2 separate regions of the Homo sapiens genome follow, and region 2 is linked to region 1. The links are chromatin contacts, found by Hi-C or POLR2A ChIA-PET in ENCODE. All regions are on one chromosome and are shown on one strand. Each heading gives the region's core, a stretch centred on a gene start or an enhancer-like site at or near the end of the contact. The rest is flanking DNA. Distances are from core to core; before and after follow the strand shown.

Region 1 (5,194 bases), core at 1,070-3,569:
CCACATTTCAAATCTTCAACTGTCACATGTGGCCACTGGCTAGTACTGGACAGTGCAACTCTAGAATATTTAAATTATAAAGTAATACTTAGAACTTTTATCAGGAAATTGAGGTAAAACTCACACTTACACTTAAAGCTTTAGTAAAATTAGAGACGCTGATCATAACATTCATGAGACTGGATGCAAAACATGAACTTATTTTTAATTTTCAGCTAGCTTTATTTTACCCATGCTTCCTTTTTCCATCACTAAAAAGTGAAACTTCAACACGGTACAAACTAAACAGTAAGTAGTTACTAAAACCTTGTTATGAAGTTTTTTTTAGCGTTCTTAGCTATTGCAAACAATGTAGAAGTTCAACTTTTGAATATAAAATCCTGAGTGTAAAGAAGAATGCTTTGCCAAAATGCAAATTTTTGGTTTTTTCAAAGTGGAAGACAGCAAATTACAAAAGCAGAGTATGATTTAACAAAAATATATGAACAAAGGACGTAAGTCTTCTTACATGTCAGGTTACCACAACAGAAATAACAGATCAGGGGTAACTCAAAGGATCCACTAATGAACACGAGTGTAATTAAATCCTCATAGAACAAGTGCCTGTTTGAATTATAACATCTGCTTTTTCTAAACGTAACTAGAATATGTTTCACATTCTGTCCTCCTAGCAATTTTCCAAACTCTAAAATTTTGAAAACATTAATCTCCAAATCAACGAAAATGTCAATATTGAAAAGCAGTCTTTAACAGGATGTAACGACCTCTATTTCTTCAAAAATTGAACGTGGAAGTAAACAACGTAAGAAAGGCATGTGAAGCTACAACAGTGGTATAGCTTTTTAGACAGCTAAAAGGTTTTTTAAAAAGGAGAATCTATTAATATTCTTAATATCGTAAAAAGCTTTTAACTAAGTTTGTATGTTTAACCATTAAAAGGCTGCACTGGCTAACATTTGTTTCTTTGCTTTTGAGTGACTTTATACCACTGTGGTATAGCAACGTTAGCTTTCTCAGGTTAACCAAAAGTTCCTACTGGAACTTAAAAGTTTGGCCAATACAAAATTGGAAAAAAGATTACTTAAAGCACTTTATTTGGGATACAAACTCACCCACCCACAATGGGTAGGGGGAGAGTAGAAATGAAAAAAAGGAAGGCCGTGGGTAAGGGGAGAGGAGGAATTAAAAAGGGAACCCAAGGGTTATGAAAATATAAATAAATCACTGGATTAGATTTACTTTATGCCAGTGATTACTTGAGTCAATTTTGGTGTGAAGGATTTATCTGCCGGTATCTTAAACGGCTGCCTTGGGATTTGAAGGATGGAAATGACAGCTACCCTCATCTTCTCCCATCCTGAAAGCTAAGGATAGAAAAAAGTACAGCTGCTTCTCTGGGAAACAAAGATGCTTTCTACCATTCTTCTAAGATGGTGGAAGAGTCTCCTCAAGAGGCTACACCAAAAAGGAAAAATGAGAGAGGGAAAGAAGAAAGCCATAGCAGAATTTCCTGGCTGTGTTTCATGCCATTGCTCCTAGCCACAACCCCTGTGCAACCACTCAGGTCCGGCCGTCCCCATCCTGGGAGGTTAAGCCCTCCCAGGGCATTGTTTGGCCGGGGTTCCTATTTACCACTCAGATCGCCTCCACCACCCTCTACGCTAGGGTCTCGGGAAGCCCCAGGGCAGAAAGCTGAAAAGCTAGGAGAAGACTTGGTTTCGAGGACCTCTTCCAAACCCCCTTACTAACTGGTGTAGAAAAGGGAGAGTGAAGCCGGGCCTTTGCTTGGGTGGGTTCGTTAGGGGTCAGAGGCGTCCGCTCGGCCAGTGTCGAAGGAAGGTGGCCATTTGAGCCGGTCGCTCCGCATCGAAAAAGCCCTACCAGAGAGAGGGGCCTCCGCAGGGCCCGGGTTCCATCCGAGTGTCAGGTGCGGCCCTCAGTTCCCAACCCTCGAGGCACCAGGGGCGACAGCGCACAGGCCCCAGGGCTGAGACTGGTCTCCCGCCCGACCGCCGGGGACCAGGCACCCGGGCTGGGGCCCGAGCCGCATCGTGCCCGCCCCCGCCCTACCTGAGGGGGCCCGGGCGGGGTCGCTAAGGGCCGCTCCCGGGAGCCCCGCGACGGCGCGGCTTGGCGACGGAGGCGCCTCGTCTCGCCGGGGCAGAGCTCGGCGGAGGTTTCACGACCTCAAACTCCATCGGGAGCTACAGGGACAGCCCCGTTGGCGGCGGCGAAGGCCGCGACGGGGCCTCCTCCTCCTCCCTCCACCTCCGCCTCCTCCTCCTCCTCCTCCTCACCACGGAGGCGGACCTGGAGGGATCCCGATCTAGCTCTCGCGAGAAGTTACTCCCCACTTAACGCGAGATTACGCAAGCCCGGGAGTCGGGAGTTGGAAGGAAAGCGTAGTAGCCCCAGCCACCCAAACTGCGAATCAACTTCCCTCTGCCTCAGCGGATCCACCCCGATCACGTGACAAGGGAGCCCCGGAGCACTGTGGGAGGTACTGTGAGAAGGACTAGGCAAGCCGAAGGGATTGATGGGAAATTCCCTGCACATTCATCTGCGCCTTGAGCCGGCTTCCTAGACGCTGGTTTGAGCGAGTGTCTTAACTCCCTTCGTGAAAAGCGTGGAATCCATTGAGCAGAATCTGATACATCTGTGTCACATTCTTCTTCACACTCCTGTGATGACATGCCGACAGGATCCCTCAATCCCTTTACAAAGATGTCAAGTAATCTCCCCATTACAAAAACAAGAAGAAAACATGTATTTGGCAGGCACTTCCACATCTCACTTCTTTATTAAAGAGAAAACTCTGTTTCTAGACAAAGAGTCCAAAGTGGGGGGGGGAGGGGGGGAAGAAAGCTCTGAGCTCCTCAAAAGCTGGCAAAAATAAAAAATTTAAGCACAAATTCTGGCATCATATCTCAAATATTTGTTGAAGCTTTTTACACAGCGAACTAAGGTAAGAATTATTCTTACAGTTTATAATTTATAGATGAAACAGACTTGGAATAGGGATATCAGAATTAACATTTATAAACTACTTAGTATGTGTCAGGCAGGTCCTGTGTTAGGTGATATTTAATTTTAAATATTTTAGTTTTATTTACATTTCATTTAATTAGCAAAGTGATCCTAGAAGACAGATACAATGTACCCCTTGTTACTGATGAGAAACTAAAGAATGTAGGCTAGAAAATGACCATGACGCCGGGCGCGGTGGCTGATGCCTGTAATACCAGCACTTTGGGAGGCCGAAGCGGGTGGACCGCCAGGTCAGAAGTTAGAGACCAGTCTGGCCAACATAGTGAAACCCTGGCTCTACTAAAAATACAAAAATTAGCCGGGTGTGGTGGCGGGCACCTGTAATCCCAGCTACTCGGGGGGCTGAGGCAGGAGAATCACTTGAACCCGGGAGACGGAGGTTGCAGTGAGCCGAGACCGCGCCATTGCACTACAGCCAGGCGGGGGGGCAGTGCCAGACTCCGTCTCAACAAAAAAAAGAAGAAAAAAAATGACCATGACTTGTAATTAAACTCAAGGCACTTTCCAATGTGAAATCAGATGCCCAACAACAAAAATATCGAAGTAAACCTACGATAAATTAGAATATGGAAAGGTTGCTTCTACAGTTTTAACAAAATATATAGTTATTACCTATTATATTTGTCTGAATGACAGGCAAAAATCAGTGTTTTTGAAAAAAGATTCATTGGCCACATCGAAGACGTTTCTTCCACACATTATCTTTTTCGTTCTCTTCTCTTTATGAAACATATGCCAGGCCTAGAGAACTGTTAACAACCAATAATTGTTTCAGTAATTTCAACTGGACAGTGATAGGTAATTTACATGTACATATTTGTTTTCCACCCTACTGTGTATATATATATATACACACATATATACATATATGCACATATATACATATATACATACATATAAATATATATACACATATATAGATACATATAAGTATATATACACATATAAACATACACATTATATATACATATATGTACATATTTTTTTTTTTGAGACGGAGTCTCACTCTGTCACACAGGCTGGAGTGCAATGGTGTGATCTCAGCTCACTGCAACCTCCACCTCCTGGGTTCAAGGAATTCTCCTGCCTTAGCCTCCCCAGTAGCTGGAATTACAGGCACCCGTCATCATGCCCGGCTAAATTTCTTTTTTGTATTTTTGTAGAGACGGGTTTTCACCATGTTGGCCAGGCTGGTCTTGAACTCCTGACCTCAGAAGACCCGCCTGCCTCGGCCTCCAAAAGTGCTGGGATTGCAGGCGTGAGCCACCAGTCCAGGCCAAATTTTTCTATTCTACTGGATATATTTACATTTCACTAGACAGAAGAATATATATTTCTGATAATCCGAGATTTTTCAAAGGTGTCCTGGTCACCATATTTATTTTTGAGATGGGGTCTTGCTCCCTCAGTTAGGCTGACTGCAGCGGTGCGATATTGGCTTACTGCAACCTCTGCCTCCCAGGTTCAACGGATTCTCCTGTCTCAGACTCCCGAGTAGCTGGGATTACAGGCAAGCGCTACCATGCCCGGCTAATTTTTGTATTTTTAGTGAAGGGTTTTCATCAGGTTGGCCAGGCTTGTCTCAAACTCCTGACCTCAAGTGATCTGCCAGCCTCGGCCTCCCTAAGTGTTAGGATTACAGGCCTGAGCCTCGGCGCCCGGCGCTGACCACCATATTTAAAATTGCAATTCCATCCCCCTTCTCTGGTACTCCCTATTCCTGATTTTTCTCCAAATTCCTTCTCAAAATTTGACATACATGGATTTTACTTACTTGTTTACTGTTTGTCTCCCTTCACTAAGATGTTTCACAAGAGCAGGAATTTTTGTCTGTATACCTAACTTATATTTCATTGTAAGGACTCAGGAAGTATTTGCTAGATGAATGATTAATGTATAGTCAGGAGAAATTGTATCCTTTAAATTGTATCCTTTAAAATTCAAAGATGAAGACAAAACACATTGTTCTCCATTCCCACCTCCAGTTTATTATTTCTTATGTAAACATGTAAGATAGTTACATCCCAGGAAAAAGGGCAAGTGTTTTTCTCTGACAACGAAGTAACAACTACCTTTTCAAGATCTTTTATATGTAAATGGAGTAAATGAAGAGGCTGAACTCAAACACTTTTCATTTTTCTGTCAT
Region 2 (5,194 bases), core at 902-3,401, 2.0 Mb after region 1:
TAAGTTTTAGATTTCAAAACTAAGTTTCATAACTTACATGTACACTTATAGAACACAATTACTAAACATTTAAAAAGCACTCAGGTGCTTCATATGCATATACAGATGAAGAAACCCAGTCTCAAGAAGATGAAGTAACCTACCAAAGATTGTGTGGCTAAGTGGAAGGGCTGGTATTTGAACAGAGGACTCTGATTCACAAATCTCTACGTTTTTTTTTTTTAATTACATGTTGGCTATGACATATAACACACTTGGTAAAATGTCCCAGAGCAGACATCAACATCATATATTCATGACTTAATGATTTCAAATCCTTCCTCCAATAAGCTTAACTACAGTTTAGTGTTCTTTAAGTTGAAGACAAAAATGCATGTAATTCAATTCATATGTAATTCAATATTCAATATGTAATTCAATATGTAAAAGGTGTAATATCCTACTGTTTCAGGATGGTTTGCAATCAACTGTCCAATAGGAAAAGCTGGTAACAGAAAAAAGAAGACACACCAGACAACTCTATTATATAAGTATCTGATATCCTTGAACATTTTCTAGAGACGCTGTGTGGTTTTGAGTTTGATAAAATTACCTCCAATGAGTTTATTTTCTTTCTTTCTTTTTTTTTTTTTTTTTTTTTTTTTTTTTGAGATGGAGTTTCGCTCTTGTTGCCTAAGCTGGAATGCAATGGCACTATCTCGGCTCACCGCAACCTCCACCTCCTGGGTTCAAGCGATTCTCCTGCCTCAGCCTCCCGAGTAGCTGGGATTACAGGAATGCGCCACTATGCCCGGCTTATTTTATATTTTTAGTAGAGACGAGGTTTCTCCGTGTTGGTCAGGCTGGTCTCAAACTCTTGACCTCAGATGATCCACCTGCATTGGCCTCCCAAAGTGCTGGGATTACAGGCATAAGCCACTGCGCCCGGCCTCACAGTTTCTTTTCTTAAGAATGTTTGACATGATATTCAAAGTAAGATTCAAAAACCTTTTCCTCCTAATGGTGTATAAAACACTAATATTCTGGTTCCAACCTTAACTTTCCATGTTTTGTGGAGGATACCTAAGCTCTGCTCTGAGATACACAAATGCCATCTTACCACTTCAGATCCTCCATTAAGGCTGTACAATTCTTCAGAAACTTTACTTTCAATGTGTGTAAACCACTTACTCACCTGGCTTATCTACTAGATTTAAAACAGCTTGGAGGTCAAAGCATTCTGTCCTGCATGAAGACAAAGATAAAATGCATTGGGTATTTCTTTTCAAGTGTATGGCCAAAATGTTGGGTGGGGATAGGGGGAAGAAGTGAAGGAAGAGGAGGGGCAGAAGAAGGATTAAAGGGGGTAAGAAAACCTGTCACAACTCTCAATGGGATACCCTCCCTAACCCTGATCTCCTATGAAATTGTTTTTTGCCTAAGAGCTTCACTTACAAGCGCATAGAACAGAATTGATCACCGCAGCGGGTGCCTAAATTCACTTCTCCCTGGGAGCCCTGAGCAAAACAATTTGAATGAGGTTAAGTTTTCCTGGAGCCAGTATTTATTTCTCAGTTGATTACTACACTCACATACTGTTTACCCGGCCAGACCCTGGGCGTCTGGTCACGGATGTGCACTGACAAAAAGCAAGGCAAAATTGGGTAAAGACAGATGTCTAACCCCCAGGGAGGCAGGCAGGTGCCTGCCACGGCAGTTTGGATCTCACTCCCTCAGGCTACCTCCAGCCCCGCCCGTGCTTTGGACTGTCAAAGAAAGGAAGGATCCAACATCTCTCCCATTTGACAGCAAGGAAACTGAGCCCTAGAGAGGAGGAGCGACTTGTCCAAGGTCGCGCAGGGAGGAATCCCGGAACCCTAGGCTCCAGACTCCCAGGCCGGGGCAGCCCGCCTCCGCCCCCACTCTCACCCTTTCAGCACCCCGGTGCCGCCCCCCGCCTTGGGGCTCGGGCAACCCTGACCGGGCCGCTGTGGGGACAGACCGAGGCCACTGGGAGAATAAGGGGCCTGCTCGCATTCCCGGAGTCCTGGCCCGCGCACCTGCCTCTCTCTGGGAAGCCAGCAAAGCCCCGCCTCCCGGGCCTCTCGTGAGCCCCGGCCCGCGTCACCAACCCCCACCGCCCAGCCGGCGAGCCGAGCAGCGACCCGGAACCGCACGTCTCCCAGCGCGCCGGAAGTGACTGCGCGGTGGGGGGAGGGGGTTGGTCCGACGCGCGCATGCGCCCGTGCGCGGCCTTGGCGGCTACTGTTACCACCTCTGAGCGGCGACTGGGCCGGAACGGCTGGAGTTCTCGGGTGCCCAGCCGGGCGCTCCCTCAGCCCAGTTCGCCACGTCAGCGAGCGGCCAGAGCCACAGATGATGACTGAGTCTCCGAGGCCTCTCGGTCTTTTTCTATTTTAACAGGGGCGCGTGCAGAGCGTGGTAAGTGGGAGGGGCTTCGTGTCAAAAGTAAAAGAACCCAGTCGGTGCCACAGGCCCCGCTGTGCTGTGCTGGCTACAAACCCGGCCGGGGCTGCACTGCTTGGCCAGGCGCCCCCCCGCGCCGCCCGGTCCCGCCGCACCCTAGGCAGCTGCCTTGCCACCGTGTGACCCGGGAAGTCTGCGCCTCCAGCTTCACTCACAAGCCAGTAGCTCCAGAAACTAGTCCTGGGACCTTACACCTTGAGACCAGTTTTTAGACTTTGGCGCCTGTCACCTACTGTAGATGATGCGTTTTATATCGCAACCGAGTACATAACGTCCAGCAGAACCACGTTCTTACTATGTAATGCACTTAAAAACGCTGGTGGCAGCTCACTATATTGGATTAGCTTCACCATCCGCTGCTGGGCCGTCTCCTTTCTGCTTAGGAAGGAAGTTGAAAACATCAAAAGTGCACGGCGCGCGCTTCTGTGGTCCCAGCTACTCGGAAGACCGAGGTGGGAGGATCTCTTGAGACCAGGGCTTCCAGACCAGCCTGGGCACCGTGGCGAGACTCCGTCTCTTTAAATAAATAGCAATCATGCAGGCAGTAGGAAAATAAACAAAAGAGGAAAAACTATCTTGTTCCAAGTCACAGTCCAGGCCGGGCGCGGTGGCTCACTCCTGTAATCCCCACACTTTGAGAAGCCGAGGCGGGTGGTTCACCCGAGGTCAGGAGTTCAGACCAGCCTAACATAGCGAAACCTCGTCTCTACTAAAAATACAAAATTAGCCGGGCATGGTGGCCCATGCCTGTAATCCCAATTACTTGGGAGGCTGAGGCAGGATAATCGCTTGAACCCGGGAGGTGTAGGTTGCAGTGAGTCAAGATCGCGCCATTGCACTCCAGCCTGGGCAACAAGAGCGAAACTCTATCTCAAACAAAAAGTCACGGTCCAAATCAGTACCCTAAGTCAGGTCCCTGAACTCGTCAATGCCAAGCCAGCCATTCCACCTTAAGGAACTCTGGTTCCATCCCCAGACTCAACACAAGCCCAAGAATAAGCAGATTCCACCCAATTCTTCAACAGTCCCTTCCCTCGCGTGTTCCAGTTCTGACCTGCAGGAGCAGGGCAGGGAAAAAACCAAAACCAGGATTCAAACATTGACAAACTAACAAGAAGCATCAACCCCAAGATAGTTCAAAGCCTCTGAGATATTTGAATGAAGCAAACCCTAACAGTTCAGCTGTCAATACCGAAAAAGTACCAAAAACTTTAAGCAAATAATGTTTATTTTTATATTGATGATACACTTAATATATATGTGGATTCAAGGTACAAAATTCATGTACAAGAGTTCACACCTGATGAATGTAGACACATTCCTAGAGAACATTTATCAATGTGAAAATTTCTTTAATACACTGACAACAAAAATCAAATATTCTCTAATCTCGTTATTCAATAAACATCAAAACAACGTTTCAGTTTTCATCCTCTAGTACTGAAGTGCCCTCAAGGTGGTAGGCACTGTATAGCAGGAGAAAACATTGGAAAGCCTACTGAATCCGCTCTGCAGAATCACAGTGTTTACTCTGAAATTCATTTAGTGAAGTAGTGGAAGGCTATCTTTTATGACAAATCACATCTCATACAAGAGTCAAAAGTGATGAACTCAAGAAAATAAAATGTTTCAAGAACTTCTCAATTTCTAAAATCTATGGAGTATTAACCATAACAGACAAAGAAGAAAAAGGCTGCTGGAAAGGAAGAAAAAAACATCCTGTTTAAGAGAACGTATGGCTTAAGCAATTTAGAACACAACTGACAAGACTTTTACAATACCACAAATGTTCAAGTCAAATGATAGTGACAGTATAATTTTCCCCTTAGTCATTGGTAGTAAATAGCCCCTTCAAAATTTATTCTACTGTTAACACATATAAAAACTATGAATCCAAACAGTTTTGCTAACGGGGCTGAGTTGATGGATTTTTTTCTAAAGTATTAACTCACAATATCCAAATATTAATACAAATGAACGACAAGATTGTTTCAAAGATTACAGTGATTTGTGAATAGCTAAATAGGCAACCAAATAGCTTCATTATTTGCACGACAGATTAGCAGCACTTGGATAAGAATTGTTACATGAAAAATATTGTGCTTCAGTCTCTTGAGGAGAGCTAATATAACTCTATAATCCCTATAGTGTTAAAATTCTATAACATTTCAGTTACAGACAAGCACAATTGTTAAAAAGTATTTCACACCACTAGAAAATCGAGTAATTATATCCTCCAAATGAATTACTTCTATGATTTAAACAAGTGCATTTCTGCCTAATAATCAGAATGTAGACAATAAGTTCAGCATTATTTTCAAGGGAAAAAGATCAAACATAACTTATTTTAACTCCTATTTGATTATCTTAACCTTTAGTGATGATTAGAACTTAAAAAAGGGAAACTCAACCTTCCAATGGAAACTGCTCAGAGGAAATAATAAAGTGTCCTGAAATTACAATAATTCTTAGCACAAAGTAAAAAGTGATTTATAACTGCTTCATCTGATTCAATGATTAATGAAATCACTATTTATACTGGTGCTACACAACGAAGATAACCTATATGGATAAGTTATTTTACTTGTAAACTCTACTATGAAAATGTTAGGACTTTGTATTTGCCTTTCCTATTATCTAAGATGTTTCTACCTCAACTGGAAGAATCATCCAAAATCTAAAGGTTTCTCTGATTGTTGAACAGCAAGGTTTATTAAAAATAAGCAAA

What was found. A loop is a pair of places that touch in the nucleus more often than their neighbours do. ChIA-PET counts read pairs that join two places held with the same protein, here RNA polymerase II (POLR2A). Pooled maps may share reads with other maps.
Region 2: a loop to region 1 is called in a pooled map, with 5 times the contacts of the local background. The contact joins the promoter of GOLGA1 here to the promoter of RC3H2 in region 1. A Hi-C loop is called at or near these places in 1 of 37 single-sample maps with no recorded cell type and 6 of 50 pooled maps. POLR2A ChIA-PET finds 5 or more read pairs at or near these places in 1 of 52 experiments (K562).

Annotation. Positions count from the first base shown.
Region 1 is chr9:122,903,040-122,908,233 of GRCh38, forward strand. It overlaps RC3H2 (ring finger and CCCH-type domains 2), which reads right to left and starts at 2,320. Exons shown (of 21, transcript NM_001100588.3): 1 at 2,071-2,320. ZBTB6 (zinc finger and BTB domain containing 6) reads right to left here. Exons shown (of 2, transcript NM_006626.6): 2 at 5,017-5,194. RefSeq lists a silencer at 1,775-2,424.
Region 2 is chr9:124,938,932-124,944,125 of GRCh38, forward strand. GOLGA1 (golgin A1) reads right to left here and starts at 2,152. Exons shown (of 23, transcript NM_002077.4): 1 at 2,040-2,152; 2 at 1,175-1,224. SCAI (suppressor of cancer cell invasion) reads right to left here. Exons shown (of 18, transcript NM_001144877.3): 18 at 3,677-5,194. RefSeq lists enhancers at 1,744-2,244, 2,245-2,745 and silencers at 1,827-2,196, 2,527-2,586.